Regions from separate parts of the Homo sapiens genome. Here region 2 is linked to region 1. Evidence: chromatin contacts called from ENCODE Hi-C or POLR2A ChIA-PET data. All regions are on one chromosome and are shown on one strand. The core of a region is the stretch at or near the end of the contact, and the rest is flanking DNA. Distances in the headings are between cores, read along the strand shown.

Region 1 (5,141 bases), core at 1,317-3,816:
CCTCAGCCTCCCCAGTAGGTGGGATCACAGGAGTGCGCCACCTGGCCAGGCTAATTTTTGTACTTATTTTTTTTATAGAGACAGGATTTCATCATATTGCCCAGACTGGGCAGTAAATAAATATATATTTACTGGGCAGTAAATATATATATACACACACATTTTTTTTTTCCTTCTGAGACGGAGTCTCATTCTGTCACCCAAGCTGGAGTGCAGGGGCACGATCTTGGCTCATTGCAACCTTCACCTCCCAGGTTCAAGCGATTCTCATGCCTCGGCCTCCTGAGTAGCTGGGACTACAGGCGACCACCACCATGCCCGGCTAATTTTTTTATTTTTAGTAGAGACAGGGTTTCGCCATGTTGGCCAGGTTGATCTCGAACTCCTGACTTCAGGTGATGCACCCACCTTGGCCTCCCAAAGTGCTGGAATTACAGACGTCAGCCACTGCACCCGGCCTGGCAGTCAGTATTTTAAAAAGCAACTATTGGCAGGGCACGGTGGCTCATGCCTGTAATCCCAGCACTTTGGGAGGCCAAGGCGGGCGGATTACCTAAGGTCGGGAGTTGGAGACCAGCCTGACCAACATGGAGAAACCCCGTCTCTACTAGAAATACAAAATTAGCTGGGCGTGGTGGCACATGCCTGTAATCCCAGCTACTCGGGAAGCTGAGGCAGGAGAATCGCTTGAACCTGGGAGGCAGAGGTTGTGGTGAGCCAAGATCGCGCCACTGCACTCCAGCCTGGGCGACAAAAGCAAAACTCCGTCTCAAAAAAAAAAAAAAAAAGCAACTGTTAACAAAATGTAAGTGTCTTTCCCTTTAAAGGTACCCAATTTTTATTATTTTGACTTTAGATGTATTTTAATGGAGTTGCAGGAATTCTAAGATAAACAGCTTCCTACAAGGGGCAAAACTCAAAGTAGTTCCAATTTTACTTAAAAACAACAACAACAACAACGACAACAAGCGGCCGGGCACGACGGCTCATGCTTGTAATCCCAGCACTTCAGAAGGCCGAGGCGAGCGGATCACCTGACGTCAGGAGTTCAAGACCAGCCTAGCCAACATGGTGAAACCCCGTCTCTACGAAAAACTACAAAAAGTAGCAGGGCATGACGGCGGGTGCCTGTAATCCCAGCTACTCGGGAGGCTGAGGTGGGAGAATCACTTGATCCTGGGAGGCGGTGGTTGCAGTGGGCGGAGATCACGCCATTGCAATCCAGCCTGGGCGACTGAGCGAGACACCATCTCAAAAAAAAAAAAAAAAAAAAAAAACAAGCAAACAAAAACTGAATAAATGCTAGAGTTAGATTAGAAACCAAGAGTTGTGGCATGTGGACTTATTTTACTCTCTCAACAAATCCTGCAGCCACCTGGAACTTCCTTCAGTTTCTCCTTCAAGTTGTAATACTGCGACTGGTCACTGTCAATTCTGAAGCCTCTACCTTCCATAGGAGCTAGATGAAAACCGTTAAAAATGCTTTTTTGTTAACAGAAACCCAAGATGCTACCAGCGGTTGTTAAGGCAGCAAAACAGCCAACATGTTTATTTCACCTTTCAAATTGAGATTACTTTTAGAACAAAAAAAAAGTGTCAGTGTCAATGCGTTTACACTGAAATCATGTTAATTTCAAGGGAAACAAATAACGAAGGGTATTAATCCTTACAGCCATTTTCCAACCTTGTTCTCTTTTACTTGAATTCTCCATCACTAAAAATTACTCAAAACCAGGTGGAAAACTCAAGGACAAATTCTTTAAACACGTCCAAGTGCCACAAAGCACACACTCTGCCGGAGAGACAATTTAGAAACCAGCTTCACTGTTGTCACAGTGCTGGCCACATGAAATGGTTCTTTGCACCTGCAGGACGTTTTCACGGTCGTTTCGTATTCAGCACTAAGAGAAAGCCTACGTAAGTATTCCAAAAACCACCTTCATTTATTCCTTTCCTCTAAACTGAGCTCCAGGCAGAGGTGAAATGCTGGGCCTGCTGACCTTCACACAATGTCAGACTCCACTGACTAGCTTCAACAAGAGCTGACAGCAGTTTTCTGACCTTCAGCGGGACGCGACCCTAAGAATCGAAAGAGAGGAACCTCACCGATTCAGAACAGGCCTCGGAGAGCTAGCGCCCAAGCCCTGACCTTCACCCAAGATCCCCCTTCTAGGGCCGCTGTCAGCCGAAGACAGGAATCTTGAGGCCCTGTCTCTGGACACCATCGAGTTAACTGTCTGCCCTGTACCATTCTGCCTCTGCGCAGGTGACGAGCAAAAGGGCACCTGTGTCGCCTGCTCTGTCCAGCCGGAGAAGCCACGGGTGCAAGATGGCGGCATTCGCCACAGCCCCTCGCCCTCCTGCAGAGAGCGCCCGAGCCGGCGCACCACCACCCTGCAGCCCCACCCGGCCGCCTGCATCATGCCGGCCTTCGGTGCTCACCAGTCCGGCCCGCCGAGGAAGGGCGCGGACCACGGCCGCAGCAACGCGCACGGACAGCATCTTTGCAGTTACTCCGCAGGCGGTACTTCTGCAGCCGCAGCCTCCGGACTGACTGGGACAAAATGGCCGAGCCGCAAAGAAGGTCAAGACAGCCGGCCCACCTGACCCGGAAGTACTGCCCCTCGCGTTCACCACCTCTCCCCCCGCCCCCGCCGCCACTCTGCATTTTTTGGCAGGTTACTTATTTTTTTATGTAACATTTTTAAGTTTAAACCTCAAAATGAATGATTAGATATATTCCGGCTTTGGTCCTGGCATTCGTTATACATTTATTTTGGTCTTTTGAGTCGACCTTGTGGTTGCCCCGGGTGACCACGTGGGTAGCTGAATCTGCTAAGCAGCAGTTCCCAGGCCCCATCTGGTGCTAGAGGATGAGGGCCTCACCCGTCTGGGGTCGCGGCTGTCTTGAGGACCAGGGCGATTAATAGTGTCGGTAGTGTTAGACCGTGGTTTAGCACGAGTAGCAACAGTGAACAGCTAAACCCCGGGACTGGCCACCAGCAGGGAGCCTCCCACGGAGCCCGTTAATCTGCAGATCTTAGCCCCACTTCAGACCCTCTGAGTCGAAAATTCGGGGCAATCTGAATTTTTAACAAACACCAGCACCGTTCCACGTGATCCGATCTGCGCTCAGGTTAAAGATTCCCAGCTTTTTTAGATTCATTCTAAAAGAATCCTGTCAGTGAATTAGAGCAAACTGTTTAAAAATCCTGATAACCGGGGGAGGGGAGCATCAAGATAAATAGCTAATACATGCGGAGCTTAATACCTAGGTGATGGGATGATAGTTACAGCAAACCACCATGGCACACATTTACCTGTGTAACAAACCTGCACGTCCTGGACATGTATTCCGGAACTTTAAATTAAAAAAAATATATCAACAATCACAAGGAGGCCTAGAAGAGTCATTGCCAATCCTACTGAGAATTGTCCAGAATCAGAAGTTTACACCAGGATAGGACGAGGACTCGCTTTTTCCTCTGCCAACATCTAGTTCATGCTATTGGGAACTCTGCTTCTTCATTTGGAGTCAAAGGGAGATGATGAAAAAACACTTTCTATGCTTACCTGGATGGGCTTTTTTTTTTTCTCCACAGAATTACCATACTGAGATTTTTGTGATATATGCAAGATTTGTGTGTGTGTGTGATGCTGGTTATTATTATGTCATAGTGGACACTTATTAACGTTGCCTTCACTTTTCTTTTTTTTTTATTTATTTATTTTATTTTATTTAAGACAGGGTCTCACTCTGTTGCCCAGGAAAGAGTGCAGTGGGTTTATCACCATTCATTGCAGCCTGGAACTCCTGGGCTGGAGCAATCCTCTGACCTCAGCCTGTGCCCCTGTGGTCCCACCACCATGCCTGGCTAATTTTTTTGTAAAGACGGCGGTGGTGGGCAGGGCGTGGGGGGAGGTCTCTCTATGTTGCCCAGGCTGGTCTCGAACTCCTGGCTTCAAGTGATCCTTCCTCCTCAGCCTCTGCGCTGGGCCCGCTTTTCACCGTTTGGAGAAGCATTTTCAGTTCCATCCCCCAAATCCTGGCTTACACCTAGAACCTGAATTTTGGTGAGGCAAATAAATATCCGGGCTACAAGGGTCATCTCCTGAAACATGGCTTGTAAACACGTGATTAGCCATCCTTTTCTCTAGTATCCTACTCTTTTCAAGGTAAGCCATGGGAAAATAGAGCAGCAGTTCTCCTGGGAATCAGGGGTACAAAAAGGCTGTCCAAGCCAGGCGCAGTGGCTCACGCCTGTAATCCCAGCACTTTGGGAGGCTGAGGCGGGTGGATCACCTGAGGTCAGGAGTTCGAGACCAGCTTGGCCAACATGGCAAAACCCCATCTCTACTAAAAATACAAAAATTAGCCCGGCATGGGGGCGGGCACCTGTAATCCCAGCTACTGGGGAGGCTGAGGCAGGAGAATTGCTTTAACCCGGGAGGCAGAAGTTGCAGTGAGCCCCAGATTGCACCACTGTCCTCCAGCCTGGGCAATAAAAGTGAAACTCCATCTAAAAAAAAAAAAAAAAAAAAAGAAAGAAAAAAAGAAAAGAAAAAGAAAAAGGCTGTCCAAGTAAAATAAAATACAGAGACAAATCTATAAATTTAAAACATTTGGGAAGCAATAATTGCCATTCAGGGCATACACACAAACAGGGTGGTCTTTGGTACGTCAGAAGAACAAACAGATGGTTAGAGGTTTTATTTTTGTAAAAGAGAAATATAGCCAGGAACAGTGGCTCATGCCTGTAATCCCAACACGTTGGGAAGCCAAGATGAGAGGTTCACTTGAGCCCAGGAGTTTGGGAGTGCAGTGAGCTGTGATCACACCGGAACACTCCAGCCTGGGCAACAAAGCAAGACCCTATATCAAAACAAACAACAAAAAAAGAGAACTGTTGTATATTGTTCTTTAAGAAAGTTCATTGTCACTAGTAAGGTTTTGGGGAGCTGGCAAGTTTTGATTGGCAAGTAATGGCAACTAGGTAAAACGATCCTTAGAGTCACTGCAGGTTGTTTTTAGCAGCTAATTAGATAAAACTGGTTTAGGTCAGCCGGGCACGGTGGCTCACGCCTGTAATCCCAGCGCTTTGGGAGGCCGAGGCGGGTGGATCACCTGAGGTCAGGAGTTC
Region 2 (5,141 bases), core at 1,253-3,752, 100 kb before region 1:
ATATTTCTTTGTAGAGACAAAATTTCGCTGTGTTGCCCAGGCTGGTCTTGAACTCCTGGGCTCAAGCAATCCACCCGCATCAGCCTCTGAAAGTGCTGGGATTATAGGTGTGAGCCACCGCACCTGGCCTTTATGCAGGTTTTTACACTATATATGTATCTGTATATGTACATGATATTGCTTTACATGTTTTTAAACCTTATTAAAAAATGGCCTCATTCTAGGCTTTCCCCTAAGAGTGTGGAGTTACAGAAGTAAAGCAGAAAACAGTGTTTTAGGAGAAGCATAATAACCTACAGTATCAGATGGCAAAGAGAGATCAAATAAGATTAGAAACTGCAAAGGCCCACTGGCCCTCATGCCAAGGGATTCTGGTGCCCTCCAAGACAGCAGCTGCAGGGAAGCAAATCCCAGATGCTGCAGGCTGGGGCAGTCAGGACAACATGGACTTGGAGACAGCCCCTTCAAAAAGCGTGGCTGTGAAGAAGGGCGGGGGTAGTAGGGGTCGTAGATAGAAAGTAAGAACTGCTGGTTTTGTTTTTTGCTTTTTGGGTTTTTTTGAGATGGAGTCTAACTCTGTTGCCCAGGCTAGAGTGTAGTGGCATGATCTCAGCTCACTGAAACCTCCACCTCCCGGGCTCAAGTGATTTTCCCACCTCAGCCTCCCAAGTAGCTGGGATTACAGGTGCTTGCCACCACATCCAGCTAATTTTTGTATTTTTAGTAGAGACTGGGTTTCACTATGTTGTCCAGACTGGTCTTGAACTCCTGACCTCAGGTGATCTGCCTGCCTTGGCCTCCCAAAGTGCTGGGATTACAGGCATTAGCAGCCACCATGCCTGGCTGAACTGGTGGGTTTTAAAGCTAGGAGAGAGTTGAGTCTGTGTGCAAGATAACAGAAGTTGACAAGTTCTCCATGCCCAAGAAGGTGGGGAAAGGCAAGCTGGATGAAAAAAGATCTTGAACAAGGAAGGAACAGCCCCTTTTCTGTGCTAACAGGAAAAAAGGAGTGGGGCAGGCGTGTCTGTCAATGATTCTTATACTTGAATTCCCATCAAAATCACTTGGAAGGCTTATTAGCACAGAGATTGCTGGGCTTTACCCCCAGAGTTTCTGATTCGGTAGGTCTGAGGTTGGTCTGAGAACCTGCATTTCTAACAAGTTCCCAGGTGATGCTGATGCTACCAGTCCTAGGACCTCACTTTGAGAACCACTGGAAGAAAATGTGTAGGCAGGATGACAGAAACTTAAGCAAGCTTCCAAGTTATGTTTTTTATTTTCTCTTGGAAATTGTGAGGTCATTTGCTGCAAAAGAAAGGGAGCAGTGGTGAAATTGAAGGTATGAGGAGAGTAAAAAAAAAAAAGAAAACCCTCCAGCCAGGCATGGTGGCTCATGCCTGTAACCCTGGCAACTCAGGAGGCAAAGGTGGAAGGATTGCTTGAGACCCAGGAGCTCAAGACCAGCCTGGGCAACAGAGCAAGTCCCTGTCTCTTTAAAAATAAAATAAATAATAAATAATTAACAAGGCGTGGTGGTGCACGCCTGTAGTCCCATCTACTTCACTTGAGCTCATGGGGTTTCAGGCTGCAGTGAGCTCTGATCATGCCACTGCACTCCAGCCTGGGCGACAGAGTGAGACCCAGACTCAAAACAAAAAGCAAACAAACAAATCTCCAAAGCCTACTCACTTGCTGTTGGCATTCCCTTTAGAGCCTATTGAGGCCGGGCTCTCCAAAGATAATTACTTAATCGACCATTAACTGATTCAGCTATTCTATGCTTGTGCTAACCCAACATTAGACTAAAATTTGAACTGTTGGACAGCATGGTCAGGATGGGGATGAGGCAGACAAGGTTTGGGGAAAACTATTCCAGTTCCTTCCATTCTTCACTTAAATTTCTGATTTCTTTTTTTGTTTGTTTGTTTTCTTGGAGACGGAGTCTTGTTCTGTCGCCCAGGCTGGAGTGCAATGGCACTATCTTGGCTCACTGCAACTTCCGCCTCCCAGGTTCAAGCTATACTCCTGCCTCAGCCTCTAGAATAGCTGGGATTACAGGTGTGCGCCACCACACCCGGCTAATTTTTGTATTTTTAGTAGAGACAGGGTTTCACCATGTTGGCCAGATGGTCTTGAACTCCTGACCTCAGGTGATCCACCCACCTCGGCCTCCCAAAGTGCTGGGATTACAGGCATGGGCCACCGTGCCTGGCCAAATTTCTGATTTCTAATTTGCCCTCAAGCTCTGTAACCCTATGAGAATCCGGGCAGATCATTTCTACAAAAGTAGACTCTCCAGGTTCTGGGCAGAAGACCCACCTCCCGCCCCCTCGTCCTCCCCCAACCCCCGGCCCCACTCCCCCTTCCCTCCCTCCCCTCCCCCTCCTCCCCTCCCCCCCCCGTCCTGAGCAGCTTCCTGTTACACACACCCCCACCCACCCACCCCAGTCCTGAGCAGCTTCCGGTTACGGGTACCTCGCAGGCCTTGATGTGCTCACTCTGCCACTCTTCTCGGACCTTATCCAGGGTGCCGATGTGCAGCATGTATGCTTTGTCTGCAACAGAAGGGAGAGACCTGGGTCAGAAACTAGACAGGAAGGTGGCTCGCAGATACACCCACAGGCTGGTCTCAGATGGCAAAAGAAACTCATCCGAGTTGTGCTGAGCTTACAAGGCCCCCAGGACTCTGAGCACTGGGAGTTATTGCATCTCTCACCCTCATCATATTTGGTGAAGTAGGCAAAGGAGGGTATCACTTTCTTTTTAAACATTGGACCTAACATTGAGAAAGAAAGGTTCTAAGGAAGAAGTGAAAGCTGATAAGAAACCTCAGCCAGGGTTTTGTTTGTGTAATTCCACCTCAGTATTTCCCATCGCTTTTCATTTTCAAAATTGTCTGATGAAGGATGCAGAGAAGAGAACTACCTTGAGCCCTAAAGGGGCACCAAGTTACTTTAGTTTCAAATGTAGAGATTAAGATGTACATAACCACCACAGTCATGAGGGATATTTCCTGCAGGATATTCTGGGAATTAGAAGCTTTTGCAAATGCCTGGTTTGGGTCTTAGATTTCAGTGATAACAAGGCCTTGCAGCTTGGCTGTTTCACAGCAGATAAGAGCTACCGGGGCTGAAATGGTCTTTTAGATAGATGCCCCAATACATCAGAGGAAGCACCTGATTGCAAAGCCGCTACCACATGACTCCACCATCTCACTCCCATGTAAGGCAGCAAGATCTAAGCAGACAGAAGCCAGAAACAGTGGCCTCATAGCCTCCTCCCACCTTCCGGGGTTCTAATATACCCTCCCTTCCTCTCTCCTCTTCTTTCCTTTCCTCCCTCCCTTCCTTACTCTCTCCCTTCCTTCCTCCCTTTTTCCCTTCAGATATCTCACTAATCCTGCTGAATATCCATATATTCTCTCTTTAAGGTATATAAAACTCCCTTTCTCAGGGACACATTTAGGATAACGTAAACCCCACCAGCAACCCTCCCCCATCCGTAGGAACTGCCCCCTCACCTGAGTCCTCTACTGCGGTCTTTGAAGTTGCCAGTTTCACAAAAAGCTGTGAAAACAAACAAACAAACAAAAAAAGAGCAAGCATTGGGAATGCTGGACGAGGCTTCCACAGGCAAAACAGATTGAAAAGCAGTAACTATGAAGAGACCAGGTCTAGTGCAAGTCCTGTGTACATTTCCCTCATGAGCAAATCATTCAACGTGCCCTGCAATCTTATCAATCTTGGAAAATATCCATAAAGCATCTTGCCCAGTGTCTTCCTAAAGACACACCCAGCCCTCTGGTTGCAGAAATCTTGTATCTAGATTTTACAAAGTTAAATTTGTAATCCACCCAAGCAAAAGGCAGCCTGACTACAAAGAATACATGAACTGAGTCTTTAAGAAAAATGACAACAACTGGGAAATCCCTCCAACCTCTTATCACCCCATCTCCCTCCCTCATAGCCATGCTTCTGTCGCTCTTCCCCTAACCCCCAAATATGTGGCAGTGGTTTTTCAGGTTCAGAAGACCCCCAATACATGAAGGAAGATATTTCCAGGGGTTTAGGATACAGGTTCATTTCTTATGAAGATTCATAATTGGCTTTAGCCTGACATAGGTCAGTCTCAGATTTTTCGGGTTGTTAGCCCTCCTGGGTACCTTTTCTTGTTGCTTCGGGTTCACCAGGTTGGCACTCCGGCTGACGGCCTGTTCTGCCTCATCTTTGTCCCGGCATTTCTGCTCATAGTTCTTCTTTGCCTTTGTCATTATGAACAAAGAGAACCAAAACAAATGAACAGAGTGTAACCATGAAATGCAGCCCCCTTGGCCCAGGAAGTCCAGCATGGACAGGGCCGTCTGATTAGTGCTCTGATTGTCACTAAGCCATGGGCTCCCAGAGGGCAGATGCTTTTTCTTATCAGTCTTTGAAAGCTCACTCTCTCTCTCTAGCCCTTTTTCAAATTATGTAATAGTGGCAACCTGATCAAGGAAGTAATAGCTCCTATTTGGCAACATAAAGTACATGAGCTTTAAAAATGGACTGAAACGAAAGATGGAATTTGAAATAGACAAAATTAAGGCCAGGCACCATGGCTCACGCCTGTAATCCCAACACTCTGAGAGGCTTAAGTGGGTGGATTGCTTGAGCCCAGAAGTTCAAGACAAGCCTGGGCAAAATGAATGAAACCCCATCTCTACAAAAAACACAAAACTTAGCTAGGCATGGTGGCACACACCTGTGGTCCCAGCTACTTGGGAGGCTGAGCTGGGAGGGTCGCTTGTGCCCAGGAGTTCAAGGCTGCAGTGAGCTATGATCATGCCACTGCACTCCAGCCTGGGCGAAAGGGTGAGACCCTGTCTCAAAATAACAATAACAACAACAACAACAATTAAAATAGTTACGTAACTCTAAAACGTGTGGTCTAAAATTTATGAAACATTCATAATCCTAAGAATGCCTGTACAAACACTTGGTTATTTGGCACCAACTCACTCTAATTCTAACGAGGCCTCAATATTCACCACAGCATGTGAACAGCCGGCAGGTTACCAATGCCATCATTTATTTTGCTTAAAGATAGTCATGTTCCTTATTTATTTATTTATTGAGACAGAGTCTAGCTTTGTCACACAAGCA

The links. Hi-C counts contacts between places; a loop is a spot of excess contacts on that map. ChIA-PET counts read pairs that join two places held with the same protein, here RNA polymerase II (POLR2A). Pooled maps may share reads with other maps.
Region 2: a loop to region 1 is called in a map of naive thymus-derived CD4-positive, alpha-beta T cell, with 7 times the contacts of the local background. The contact joins the enhancer-like site here to the promoter of ATP5F1A in region 1. A Hi-C loop is called at or near these places in 1 of 168 maps with a recorded cell type or tissue (naive thymus-derived CD4-positive, alpha-beta T cell) and 5 of 50 pooled maps. POLR2A ChIA-PET finds 5 or more read pairs at or near these places in 8 of 52 experiments (AG04449, BJ, CD4-positive, alpha-beta memory T cell and 5 more).

What each region holds. Positions count from the first base shown.
Region 1 is chr18:46,095,730-46,100,870 of GRCh38, forward strand. It overlaps ATP5F1A (ATP synthase F1 subunit alpha), which reads right to left and starts at 2,567. Exons shown (of 12, transcript NM_004046.6): 1 at 2,443-2,567. The coding sequence starts at 2,502. RefSeq lists enhancers at 1,933-1,992, 1,967-3,166, 2,083-2,232.
Region 2 is chr18:45,995,274-46,000,414 of GRCh38, forward strand. It overlaps PSTPIP2 (proline-serine-threonine phosphatase interacting protein 2), which reads right to left. Exons shown (of 15, transcript NM_024430.4): 7 at 4,163-4,261; 8 at 3,521-3,566; 9 at 2,476-2,555. Among named protein-coding and RNA genes, the nearest start is that of EPG5, 31 kb to the left of the region's middle. Within about 2 kb of position 2,503, at least 3 of the 41 ENCODE cell types and tissues checked have a DNase peak (open chromatin) inside an H3K27ac peak, as active enhancers do.